2 separate regions of the Homo sapiens genome follow, and region 1 is linked to region 2. Evidence: chromatin contacts called from ENCODE Hi-C or POLR2A ChIA-PET data. All regions are on one chromosome and are shown on one strand. Each heading gives the region's core, a stretch centred on a gene start or an enhancer-like site at or near the end of the contact. The rest is flanking DNA. Distances are from core to core; before and after follow the strand shown.

Region 1 (6,538 bases), core at 3,310-5,809, 240 kb before region 2:
TCTACTGAAAATACAAAAATTAGCTGGGTGTGATGGTGGGTGTCTGTAATCCCAGCTACTCGGGAGGCTGAGGCAGGAGAATTGCTTGAACCCAAGAGGTGGAGGGTGCAGTGAGCTGAGATAGCGCCACTGCACTCCAGCCTGGGTGACGAGAGAAACTCTGTTTCAAAAACAAGAGACTTTCTGATTTCACACAAACACGTTACAGTTCCCATGAAGTGAAGTCCTTGGAAGTAAAGTCCCCACACCTCCTGCACTGGAATTCTCTGACTAAATGGGGTTTTTGTTTGCTTGTCTTGTTTCCTGGTGGTCAGGGAAATGCTGAGAAGAGAATGGATTTCAGCACAGCATTTCTCAGAGCCTCTTAGGTAATTCTTGGGGCTAGGAGAGAAATGAAGATTTCTCTTACGCATTTTGAACAGAAAAGCAAGTGGGTAGATTTCTAACTGGCTGAATGAGTCTCCTTAAGGTACTGATATCAAAAGCAAAGGTAGGAGACTGGATGAAACTGACAGGCTGAGCATGGAGGCTCACACCTATAATTCCAGCACTTTGGGAGGCTGAGGCGGGCAGATCACCTGAGATCGGGAGTTCGAGAGCAGCCTTACCACCAACATGGTGAAACCCCATCTCTACGAAAAATATAAAAATTAGCCGGGCGCGGTGGCAGGTGCCTGTAATTCCAGCTACTCAGGAGGCTGAGGCAGGACCACTTGAACCCAGGTGGTGGAGTTTGTAGTGAGCTGAGATCATGCCAGTGCACTCCAGCCTGGGTGACAGAGCGAGACTCTGTCTCAAAACAAACAAACAAAAAAAGGTGGGGCCTTTGGTAGGTGATTGAGCCCTGCCTTCATGAATGGGATTAAGGTTCTCATAAAAGAGGTTGGAGGGAGCTGCCTTTCTCTTCTGCCATGTGAGGGCACAGCATCTATGGAGCAGGGGCAGAAAGCAGGCCTTTACTTGATACCAAATCTGTGGACGCCTTGATCTTGTGTTTCCCAGCCTCCAGACCTGTGAGAAATAAATGTCTACTATTTGTAAATTGCCCAGTCTAAGGAGCTGTGTTTTGGCAGCCGAAGTCATAGTCACAGGCTGCGGATAAACATGAAGTTTTGTGGGAGGACATTATTCAACCTACTAGAGCCTCTGACTCTGCAGGGTCTCTCCACATGGCTTCTCATCATTCAGTAGTCTGTCTAGCCCAGGGATTGACAAGCTATGGCCTAGGGTCCAAATTCTGTTTTTATAAATAAAGTTTTGTGGGAACACAGACACACTCATTTCCTTTCTTTTTTGAGACAGGTCTTGCTCTGTTGGCCAGGCTGGAGTGCAGTGCTGCCAGTCATGGCTCACTGCAGCCTCAACCTCCCAGGCTCAAGTGATCCTCCCATCTCAGCCTCCCAAGTGGCTGGGACCACAGGTGTGTACCACCATGGCCAGCTAAATTTTTTTTTTAACTTTTTTGTAAACACGGAGTCTCCTATGTTGCCCAGGCTCCGTTTCTTTACATATTGTATATGGCAGCTCTCAAGCTGCAATGGCAAAATCCAGTCGTTTCAACAGAGACTGCAAGGCCCACAAGGCTGAAAATACTTACTATCCAGCCCTTTATAGAGAAAGTGTGCTCACCTGTGGTCCAGCCTAGCTTCTCACATGGAAGCTGTAGCCCAAAAACAAATGATCCAAGAGGGCCAGTCCCAGTGTGCAAGTGCAGATGGCCTCTGCTTGCTGCTGTCTCATTGGCCAAAACAGGTCCCATGGTCAAGCCCAGAGTCGGTGGTAGGGGCTACCCACGGGCCTGGATAGTAGGACCCCCCACAACCCAAGACAGTCTACCACGGGGGTGTGGGAGGTGCTGAAACAGGGAGGCTCAATAAGGAGACTTTCTTTCTTTCTTTCTTTTTCTTTTTTTTTTGAGATGAAGTCTTGCTCTGTTGCCCGGGCTGGAGTGCAGTGGCTTGATCTTGGCTCATTGCAACCTCTGGCACCCAGGTTTAAGTGATTCTCCTGCTTCAGCCTCCGAAGTAGCTGGGATTACAGGTGCGTGCCACCAAGCCCAGCTAATTTTTGTATACTTACTAGAGACGGAATTTCAGCATCTTGGCCAGGCTGGTCTTGAACTCCTGACTTCGTGATCCAGCTGCCTCGGCCTCCCAAAGTACTGGGATTACAGGCGTGAGCCACCGCGCCCAGCCTTTCTTTTTTTAAGACAGGGTCTTGCTCTGTCACTGAGGCTGGAGTGCAGTGGCATGATCACAGCTCATTGCAGCTTCAGCCTCCAGGGTTCAAGTGATCCTCCCATCTTAGCCTCCTGAGTAGCTGGGACTACAGGCATGTACCACCACGCCTGGCTAATTATTTATTTTTTTTGGTAGAGAGAAGTCTCACTTTGTTGTCCAAGCTGATCTAGAACTCTTGGGTTCAAGCGATTCACCAGCTTGGCCTCCCAAAGTGCCAGGATTATGGGCATGAGCCACTGCCCAGCCGATGAGGAGACTCTTGCCTTGTCCCAGGGAGAGACCACGGTGGCCCTGTAGGTCTTGTAGGTTGTGGCAGTGGATGTGTGAGAAGTGATTGGATTCCAGATACATTTGCAAGCAAAGCTGATAGTTTTGGCTGGGCACAGTGGCTCATGCCTGTAAATCCCAGCACTTTGGGAAACCAAGGTGTGAGGATTGCTTGAGCCCAGGCATTTGAGACCAGCCTAGGCAACACAGCAAGACCTTGTCTCAACAACAGCAACAAAAATTAGCTAGGAGCGGTGGCGTGTGCCTGTGGTCCCAGCTATTCAAACAGCTGAGGGTGAGTATCCCTTGAGCCCAGGAGTTAGAGGCTGCAATGTGTTATGATCGTGCCACTGCACTACGGCTTGGGTGACAGAGCGAGACCCTGTCTCTTAGAAGACAAAACGAGGCTGGGCGCGGTGGCTCATGCCTGTAATCCCAGCACTTTGGGAGGCCGAGGCAGGTGGATCACGAGGTCAGGAGTTCAAGACCAGCCTGACCAATATGGTGAAACCCCGTCTCTACTAAAAATAAAAACTAGCCAGGTGTGGTGGTGGGCACCTGTAATCCCAGCTACTCGGGAGGCTGAGGCAGGAGAATTGCTTGAACCTGGGAGGCGGAGGTTGCAGTGAGCCGAGATCACGCCATTGCACTCCAGGCTGGGCAACAAGAGTGAAACTCCATCTCAAAAAATAAAAAAATAGGCTGGGCATGGTGGCTCACGCCTGTAATCCCAGCACTTTGGGAGGTCGAGGTGGGCAGATCACAAGGTCAGGAGATCGAGACCATCCTGGCTAACACAGGGAAACCCCGTCTCTACTAAAAACACAAAAAATTAGCCGGGCGTGGTGGCGTGTGCCTGTAGTCCCAGCTACTCGGGAGGCTGAGGCAGGAGAATGGCGTGAACCCGGGAGGCGGAGCTTGTAGTGAGCCGAGTTCGCACCACTGCACTCCAGCCTGGGTGACAGAGCGAGACTGTCTCAAAAAAAAAAAAAATAATAATAATAAAAAGTAAAACAAAACAAACAAATGAATAAAAGGATCACTCAGAGTGTGGTTGCTCACACATGTAATCTCAGCACTTTGGGAAGCTGAGGGAGGATCCTTTGAGTCCAGGAGTTTGAGACCAGCCTAGGCAACATAGTGAGACCCCATCTTGTGTCTACAAGAGTTTAAAATGTTAGCCGGGCATGGTGGCATGCACCTATAGTCCTAGCTGCTCAGAAGCCTGAGGCAGGACAAATACTTGAGCCCAGGAGGTTGAGGCTGCAGTGAGCGGTGATTGCGCCATTGCACTCTGGTCTGGGCAACAGAACGAGAGGCTGCCTCAAAAACATAATAAAAGAAAGAGAATCACGTCCAGTGTGAAGTTCGTACTCTGGGGAAGGGTCCTTGGTTCTAAGTAACAAGGACACATAGGGCCCCTCTTAGGGAAGCAGGATGTGAGGGACACAGGAACACACCTCCCCAAGTCCCCGTAGGAAGAGAGCAGACTTGAGATCTGAACTCCACTTACTGAAGGACTATTATGCAATAAAGGGAATAGACCTAGTCTTTGTGGCTCCAGAGATGAGGACGACTACAGAGAGCATTCCCAGGGAGGCCGAGGGCATCTCAGTTTCAGAGAAGAAACCATTTCCAAGATGACATGGTGTTTCCATGTCATCTTGGTTCAGGAGGGGCTGTTCTGGAGAGGCTGGGGGCCCTCTGTAGGAGGGTCTGGAGAATTCCAACATCTGAAGGCTGCAGTTCGGGGCTTTACCGTAAACACACACACACACACACACAATATACACACACTATATATATGCATATATGTATGCATATATGTATAATATATATTTAAAGCAAACTAAACTTACTTTCCATTCGTTTAAGATCTTTAGAATATCTCTGAGATTATTTGTGAAACCTCAAGATTAAAAAAATAACAACGACAAGAAACAAGGCTAAGAATCAACATCCCAGGCTCCTGCCTCTTATTCTATTAACCACAGAAATTAAGTTCCGCAAAGACAAAGATGCTTCTGTTACTTCCCAATTAGTCTGCCCTGTTTGGACACAGTCCCAGACCTCATACCCCGGAGCCTACGCACGGACTCCTGGCAAGAGAGGCGCCATCCCAGGCCCAGTGCCAGGGCTCCTCTCTCGGTCCTGTCCTCAGGGTGTCCTTGGGCTCCTTCTGGACAGAGGCTCTTCCCTCTCCTGCCAGGTCCTCAGATCCGAACTCCCTAAGCAGGGGCTTATGTCTTGCCAGTGCTTCTTGTTTTTCTTTTTCTTTTTTTTTTTTTTGAGACGGAGTCTCGCTCTCTCAAAAAAAAAAAAAAAAAAATCAAATGGGAACACTTCAGCTATGACAGGAAATATCTTCTCTATTTACATAGGGCATATGCCGAGTACATGATTTTGTAACTTTATTTCATCCTCTTCATTTACCTAGGGTGTATACCAAGTAACCAATGGAAACCTCTAGAGGGTATTTAAACCCCAGAAAATTCTGTAACAGGGCTTTTGAGCCCTTATGCTCAGCCTGCTCCCACCCTGTGAGTACTTTCTTTCTTTTTTTTTTTTTTGAGACTGAGTCTCGCTCTATCGCCCAGGCTGGAATGCAGTGGTGCGATCTCAGCTCACTGCAGTCTCCGCCTCCCAGGTTCATGCCATTCTCCTGCCTCAGCCTTCCGAGCAGCTGGGATTATAGGTGCCCGCCACCACGCCTGGCAAATTTTTTGTATTTTTAGTAGAGATGGGGTTTCACCATGTTAGCCAGGATGGTCTCGATCTCCTGACCCCAAGTGATCTGCCCGCCTCGGCCTCCCAAAGTGCTGGGATTACAGATGTGAGCCACCATGCTCTGCCTTCTACAAAAATTTTTAAAAATTAGTGGGACATGGTGGCATGCACCCATAGTCCCAGCTACTCTGGAGGCTGAGAGAGGAGGCTCATTGGAGCTGGGGAGGCCAAGGCTGCAACAGTAAGCTATGATGGTGCCACTGCACTCCAGCCTGGGTGACAGAGTGAGACCCTGCCTTAAACAAACAAACAAATTGCACCTACTTTTTTTTTTTTTTTTGAGAAGGAGTTTCGCTCTTGTTGCCCCAGGCTGGATGCAATGGTGTGATCTCAGCTCACTGCAACCTCCACCTCCCAGGTTCAAGCAATTCTCCTGCCTCAGCCTCCTGAGTAGCTGGGATTACAGGCATGCGCCACCACGCCCGGCTAATTTTGTATTTTTAGTAGAGATGGGGTTCCTCCATGTTGGTCAGGCTGGTCTCGAACTCCCGACCTCAGGTGATCCACCCACCTCGGCCTCCCAAAGTGCTGGGATTACAGGCGTGAGCCACTGTGCCTGGCCCTGCACCTACATTTTAACAGAATTCAGGCCCCTCCCATAATCCTAATCTTGTGGACTTTCATTAGTTTTGCAAAGGTGGTCAAAGGTGGTTTTCTGTCCGTGAGCAAGAAGGGGGTTAGTTTTAGAGAGGGACTATTATCATCTTTGCTTCAAAGTTAAACTATAGACTGAATTCCTCCCGTGGTTAGCTTGGCCTATGCCCAGGGATGAGTGAAGACAGCCAGCCTGTGAGGCTCGAAGCAAGATGGAGTCAGCCAGGCTAGACTTCTCACTCTGTCACAATCTGGGCAAAGGCAGTTTCAAAACCATCATATCTTCCAGCTATTCTCTTTGGGACCCATTTATTTTTACTAAAAGTCATTTGTTTTTCCTTAGGGGTCCTTCCCTTATTAAGCCCCAATTTCTAACTGCCTCCTTGGGTCACATTTTTCTGTGAACTTCTATACCTACATGAATAAAGATCTTTTCTCTTGCTAACTTGTCGTTTGTCAATTTAATTTGTATACTCTAAGTGCTGAACCTAATAAAGGAGAAGTTTTTCCTTGACAGTGTCAACTGGGGTAGCAATACTTCTGGTTTCTGATTTGTGTTGAAATACGATTCAAGCTACACACTCTAAATTTATCTTGTCATTCCTCTGAAGATCAAGGTTGATTTATTTATTCTTCAACAAACATTACTG
Region 2 (6,459 bases), core at 793-3,292:
ATTTTTAGTAGAGACAAAGCCTCACTGTGTTGGCCAGTTGAACTCCTGGGCTCAAGCGATGCTCCTGCCTCGGCCTCCCAAAGTGCTGGGATTACGGGTACAAGCCACCACACTGGGCCTACTTCTTTATCAAAGAAGCCCTTCCTGAACAACACAGAAACCCCCCTAGAGGGTCCGTAATGAGAACCGAACAGAAAAACCCCCAACTCAGGTTTGCTGGGCAATCCTTCTTTTCCACAGAAGCTGGACCAGGTTCTGTTACCATTAAAAAAATACTGTATTCAATATTTTTAAAGACAAGAAGGGAAAGAGAACAGGTTCTTGCAAAGAGAGGTACAGCCTCGACTCCTTCCAAGTACACACGATCTCCCGTGTACTCGGGGCCCACACCCAGCCAGCCATCACGGGACCCAGACAGGGTCAGATGGGATGCTGCCGGGAAGGCAAGGCAAGGCAGGGCCCTATTCCATCTGCAGCATCTGAGCCTCGGTTTGGATGATGTGTTGCAAAGATTTTTTACTTGTACAGCTGAGAAGCAGGTCACTTAGTTTCTCAAGGACCAGCCGGCCTCAGTGCACAACTGAAGGTCAAGCGACTCTTACAGCCCTGTAGCCTTGCCGTGTGACACCCAGGTGACCTGTCTCTGCCAAAGTGCTGACTGTGCTCGCAGTCCTTGGAATGCACTTAAGTTTTTAATAGAAAGGACCTATAATTAGGGCAGTATCTGATGCTCTGATCTGGGAGAAGGAGAAAAGGAAAACAGCCCCTAGGATTCCTGCCCTCAGTTCAGCACAGCACAGGACGCCATGAGATTTTCAAAACCTGACATTCCCCAGGGAAGGGCCGACCCTCTTCAGCGAGGCTTACTTGAAAGACGCTTGAATCGCAAAGTAAGGTCTTGGCTTTTCCCCACTCTCAGAGAGACTCCAGGAGGACTCCGAGACTCCCAGACCAGCCCTCCGCCCCTGCCCTCAATCTCAGAATTGCTGAACTCTGGAAAGTCAAGATCATCTAGAACAGAAATACAAGGGGCTGGGGCCTGAGGCTAGAAACGACCAAAGACAGAATAAAAAGCACAGTCCTTTGTAAACTGTACAGCAGAGACACGGCAGCTCGGGAGTGGCGGAGTGCACCAAGCTCACTGTGGCTTGGGGTGGGGTGGTGGCGTGGGACTGGCAGTTGCCGGCTCTCCAGCCCGGGACAGTTACCTAACTCGTCTCCCAGCCTGTTTCCCCATGGGCAGCAGAGACAGCCAGGACACAGTGAAGCAGGTCACAAGGGGCTCAGAGTGTCCTCCCCAGCCCCGTCCAAGGAAACAGGGCCCGGCTCTGGGGGCGAACTCTGTCCCCACTACCCCAAGGGGCTGTGCCCTGGGGCAGGCACAGCGGGGCTCCTTCGGGAGGGAGCGAATCTCGGGCAAGGCTGGCCTCCTCCCGCTGGCCCAGGACAGCCTCGGGGGCGCCAGCAGGCACTGCTTGCTGTGGGTAGGGGGTGTCCAACCTAGACGCGGCCTCTGGGAGGGCAAGACCGGGAGGGGTCGGCCTGTGTCGGGGGCTCCTGGAAAAGCAGCGCCACCGCCACCCACCTGACGACATGGAAGGCCCAAAGCAGGCGATCTGTGCGAGGCCCGCGCGCGGCGCGGACGATGCTGAGGTACAAGTAGAGCGCAATGGCCACGGTCCAGAAGAAGGAGCTGGTGTTGGCGAAGGTGGACAGCGCGCCCTGCAGCACGCAGTCCCACGACGGGCCCGCGAAGTTCTGCAGCACTCCGTAGAAGTAGGAGGCGGCCGAGAGCAGGTCGGCCAGCGACAGGAAGAGCAGCAGGCGCCGTGCCCGGCTGCGCAGGTCGGGCCACAGGGCGTGCGTGGCCACCAGCAGGCCCGAGCCGAGCGCGGAGAGTGCGCACGACAGCAGCACCACGGCGCGCTCCGACGGCACCAGCTCGGTGGGCGGCGGGGACGGCTGCATGGCGTGGGGGGCCAGGAGCCGGAGCGCCGCGAGGACAGAAGCCGGGCCGCGCGTGCGGCCACGCCGCCGCCGTCTGGGCACCGAGGCGCCCTAGGCTCGCGTCCAGGCGCCCGCCCCGCCCGCGTCCGGCCGCTCCCCCGCCCATCTGGGCCCCGGGCCCTGAACCCCGTCCACGCCCTGCGCCCCGCCCCTATATCCCGGGCCCTGAGCCCCGCCCACGCGCCGCGCCCCACCCCGGTACCCCGGCCTTTAAGCCCCGCCTACACTCCCAGCCCCGTCCCGCCGTCCCAGGCCCTGAGCCCCGCCCACAATCCGAGCCCCGGACACACGTCCCCCGGCCCACATGCCCTTCCCGCCCACACGCCCCCCCCCCGCCCGTGTGCCCCCGCGTTGAGACTGGGACTTAGAGCTCCGCCCACGCGCCCCGATCCCCTGTCCACAGGGCCCAGAGACCTGGGCCTAGAGCCTAACCCACGCGCCCCGCTCCGCCCACGCACCCCGCCACACCCCTGTGTTCCGGGCCCTGACCCTGGCTCAGGTGCCCTTCCTCGTCCCGTTGCCCCGGGCCCTGAGCCCCGCCCCCGCCACGCCCCTGAGGCTTCCAAGCTCCACCCGGTGCCCGAGGCTCCTGAGCCCCGCCCACGCCCTCACACCACGCCCCTAAGCCCCTAGGTCCCTAAGCCCTACCTCAGGGCACCCCCAGGTCCCAGCACCTGTCCCTCCACGCTCCTCCAGGCCCACCCCTGCTCTTGCCAGGTGTCTGGGACATCCAGTCCTGTGAGAGGAAGGGCTGGCATTTTTAGGGCTAATATTACTTTCCCTCTTTTCAGCCAGCTTCTGTGTGTGTTGTGAGTGGAAGGGCGTGAGGATCAGAGGCATTCTTTCCACTAGCAACAGAAACAGCTCTCGGGTATGATCCTCATTCCTTCAGCCGTGATCCCGACGTGTTCACAAGTTGGTGGTGACTTGGGGAAGCCGGCGTTTCCACCTTTTCTTAAAATAAGCATGCTATTTTTTAAAAACCATAGCTAACTAGGTGTGATTTTTAAAAAATGAAATGCTAGGCAGGGCATGGCTTTTTCTTTAAAAATTTCAAACTTTGTAATTAAGATGTAATTCACATACCATAAAATTGGCCCTCTTAACCGAACAATTCAGTAGTATGTTCACAAGTTTGTGCAACCATCATTATTATGTAATTCTACAACATTGTCATTACTCCCAAAAAGAAATCCTTATCCCTCAGCTGTTAGCCCTCAGTTCTCCCCGACAGCCCTGGCAACCACTCTTCTACCGTGGATTTGCTTATTCTGCACATTTCCTGTAAATAGACTCATATGCTCTGTGGCCTTTATGTCTGACTTTTTTAACTTAGCACGTTTCCAAGGTTCATCGTAGCATATGCAGTGCTTCATTCCTTTTACTGCCCCGTAATATTCCATTATATGGATATACCACCTTTTTTTTTTTTTTCTAGAGACGGAGTCTCCCTCTGTCGCCCAGGCTGGAGAGCCGTGGCATGATCTCGGCTCACTGCAACCTCTGCCTCCCGGCTTCAAGCAGTTCTCCTGCCTCAGCCTCCCGAGTAGCTGGGACTACAGGCACACGCCGCCACGCCCGGCTAATTTCTTTTCTATTTTAGTAGAGGTGGGGTTTCACCGTGTTGCCCAGGCTGGTCTTGAACTCCTGAGCTCAGGCAATCTGCCTGCCTTGGCCTCCCAAAGTGCTAGGATTACAGGCATGAGCTACCGCGCTCGGCAGGATATACCACATTTTACTTAGCTATTATTCATCAGCCGATGGACATTTGGGTTGTTAACACTTTTTAACTATTAAGAATAATACCACTATGAAAATTTGCATACAAGTTTTTTTGTGGGTGTATGTTTTCAATTCTCCTATGTGTATACCTAGGAATGGAGTTGCTGGGCCATACGCAACTTTATATTTCACCTTGTGAGGAACTGCCAAGGTGTTTTCCAAAGTGACTGTACATATCATTTTACATTTGCACTAGCAATGAAGGTCGCAATTTCTCTACATTCTTCCAAAACTTTTTTTTGAGACAAGGTCTTGTCGCCGAGGCTGGAGTGCAGGTACAACCACAGCTCACTGCAGTCTCAAATTCCTAGGCTTAAGAATTCTCCCACCTTGGCCTCCCCAGTAGTTAGGACTTCAGGTGCATGTCACCATGCCCCACTAATTTTTTTTTTTTTTTTTTTTTGAGACTGAGTCTCGCTCTTGTTGCCCAGGTTGGAGTGCAGTGGCGTGATCTTGGCTCACTGCAACCTCTGCCTCCCGGGTTCAAGCGATTTTCCTGTCTCAGCCTCCTGAGTAGCTGGGATTACAGGTGTGCACCACCACAACCTGCTAATTTTTGTATTTTTAGTAGAGACAGGGTTTCACTGTATTGGCCAGGCTGGTCTTGAACTCCTGACCTCAGGTGATCTGCCCGCCTCAACCTCCCAAAGTGCTGGGATTACAGGTGTGAGCCACCTTGCCTGGGCCCCACTAATTTTTTTTTTGGAGATGGGGTCTCACTGTATTGCCCAGGCTGGTCTCAAACTCCTGCCTTGGCCTCCCAAAGTGCTGGGATTACAGGCGTGAGGCCACCTCACCCAGCCTTCCTACATTTTGTATTATCTTTGTGATAATAGCCATCCTAGTGGGTGTGAAGTTGTTCCTCATTGTGGTTTTGATTTGCGTTTCCCTGATGAATAATGCCCTCAAACATCTTTCCATGTGTGTATTGGACATTTGCATATCCTCTTTGGAGAAATGTCTGTTCAACTTTCTTTCTTTCTTTCTCTCTCTCTCTTTCTCTCTCTGTCTCTCTTTCTTTCTTCTGTTCCTTTTTTTTTTTTTTTTTTTTTTTTGAGACTGAGTCTCGCACTGTCACCCTGGCTGGAATGCAATGGCGCGATCTTGGCTCACTGTGACTTCTGCCTCTTGGGTTCAAGCGATTCTCCTGTCTCAGCCTCCCAAGTAGCTGGGATTATAGGCGCCAGCCACCACGCCCAGCTAATTTTTGTCTTTTTAGTAGAGATGGGGTTTCACCATGTTGATCAGGCTGGTCACAAACTCCTGACTTAGAGTGATCCACCCGCCTCGGCCTCTCAAAGTGCTAGGATTACAGGCGTCAGTCACCACACCTGGTCAATTTTCTTTCTTATTTTTAAATTGGTTTGTCTTTTTGTTGTTGAGTTGCAAGAGTTCTTTATATATTCTAGCTATTACACCCTTATCAGCTATATGATTTGCAAATATTTTCTCCCATTTTGTGGTTTGTCTTTTCACTTTCTTGATAGCATGTTTCAAAGGAAAAAAGTGTTTTTTGAGTATGTCCAATTTGTCCATTTTTTTCTTTGGTTGTTTGTGCTTTTGGTGTCACATCTAAGAAACCATCACCTATGCCAAACTCATGAAGGTTTGCATCTATGTTTTGTTTCTTTCCAATACCTCACTGTTATGGTTACTGTAGCTTTGTAGTGAGTTTTGAAATTGGGAAGGGAGTCCTTCAAAATTGTTTTTTCTTTTTTGGGGAGAGTCTTACTATCTTGCCCAGACTGGAGTGCAGTGGTTTGATCTTGGCCCACTGCAACCTTTGCTTCCCAGGTTCGAGCGATTCTCCTGCCTCAGCCTTCCGAGTAGCTGGGACTACAGGCGCCCGCTACCATGCCTGGCTAATTTTTGTATTTTTAGTGGAGGCAGGGTTTCACTATGTTGCCCAGGCTGTTTTCGAACTCCTGATCTCAAGTGGTCTGCCCGCCTCGACCTCCCAAAGTGCTGGGATTACAGGCATGAACCACCGCACCCTACCCTTCAACATTGTTTTTCTTTTCCAATATTTTGGCTATCTGACGCCCCTTGCGATTCCCTATCAATTTGAGGATCCGTTTTTCTATTTCTGCAAGAGGAATGGAAAAGATTGATAGAGATTGCTTTGATTCTGTAGATAAAAGTGGAGAATAATGCTATATTAATAATATGAGATCTCCTTATCCATGGACCAAGGATGTCTTTCCATTTATTTAGCTCTTCTTTAACTTCCTTTTAGTGATGTTTTGTAGTTTTTGGTGTACATTAGGTTTGATCTTGCATTTGATTCATAGAAAGCAAAGATTATCTTTGTATATCTAACTTTAAAAAAATTATTTTGGCCGGGCGCAGTGGCCTGTAATCCCAGCTCTTTGGGAGGCTAAGATGGGAGAAACACTTGAGAGGCCAGGAGTTTAAGACCAGCCTAGACGACTTAGTGAGACTCCATCTCATACAAAAATAAAATAAAGGCTGGGCATGGTGGCTCACACCTGTAATCCCAGCACTTTGGGAGGCCAAGGCAGGCAGATCACCTGAGGTCAGGAGTTCCAAGACCAGCCTGACCAAAATGGTGAAACCCCACCTCAACTAAAAATACAAAATTAGCCAGGCATGGATTTAGGGCGTAATCCCAGCTACTTTGGAGGCTGAGGCAGAAGAATCACTTGAACC

Evidence for each region. A loop is a pair of places that touch in the nucleus more often than their neighbours do. ChIA-PET counts read pairs that join two places held with the same protein, here RNA polymerase II (POLR2A). Pooled maps may share reads with other maps.
Region 1: a loop to region 2 is called in a pooled map, with 2.8 times the contacts of the local background. The contact joins the enhancer-like site here to the promoter of GPR157 in region 2. A Hi-C loop is called at or near these places in 4 of 50 pooled maps. POLR2A ChIA-PET finds 5 or more read pairs at or near these places in 2 of 52 experiments (A549 and HCT116).

Annotation. Positions count from the first base shown.
Region 1 is chr1:8,885,517-8,892,054 of GRCh38, forward strand. No RefSeq gene overlaps it. Among named protein-coding and RNA genes, the nearest start is that of ENO1-AS1, 10 kb to the left of the region's middle. Within about 2 kb of position 4,560, at least 32 of the 41 ENCODE cell types and tissues checked have a DNase peak (open chromatin) inside an H3K27ac peak, as active enhancers do; they include HCT116, where a contact is called at or near this core.
Region 2 is chr1:9,127,060-9,133,518 of GRCh38, forward strand. GPR157 (G protein-coupled receptor 157) reads right to left here and starts at 2,043. Exons shown (of 4, transcript NM_024980.5): 1 at 1,586-2,043. The coding sequence starts at 1,968. RefSeq lists silencers at 1,900-2,249, 2,310-2,629 and enhancers at 3,331-3,400, 3,421-3,540, 3,831-3,920.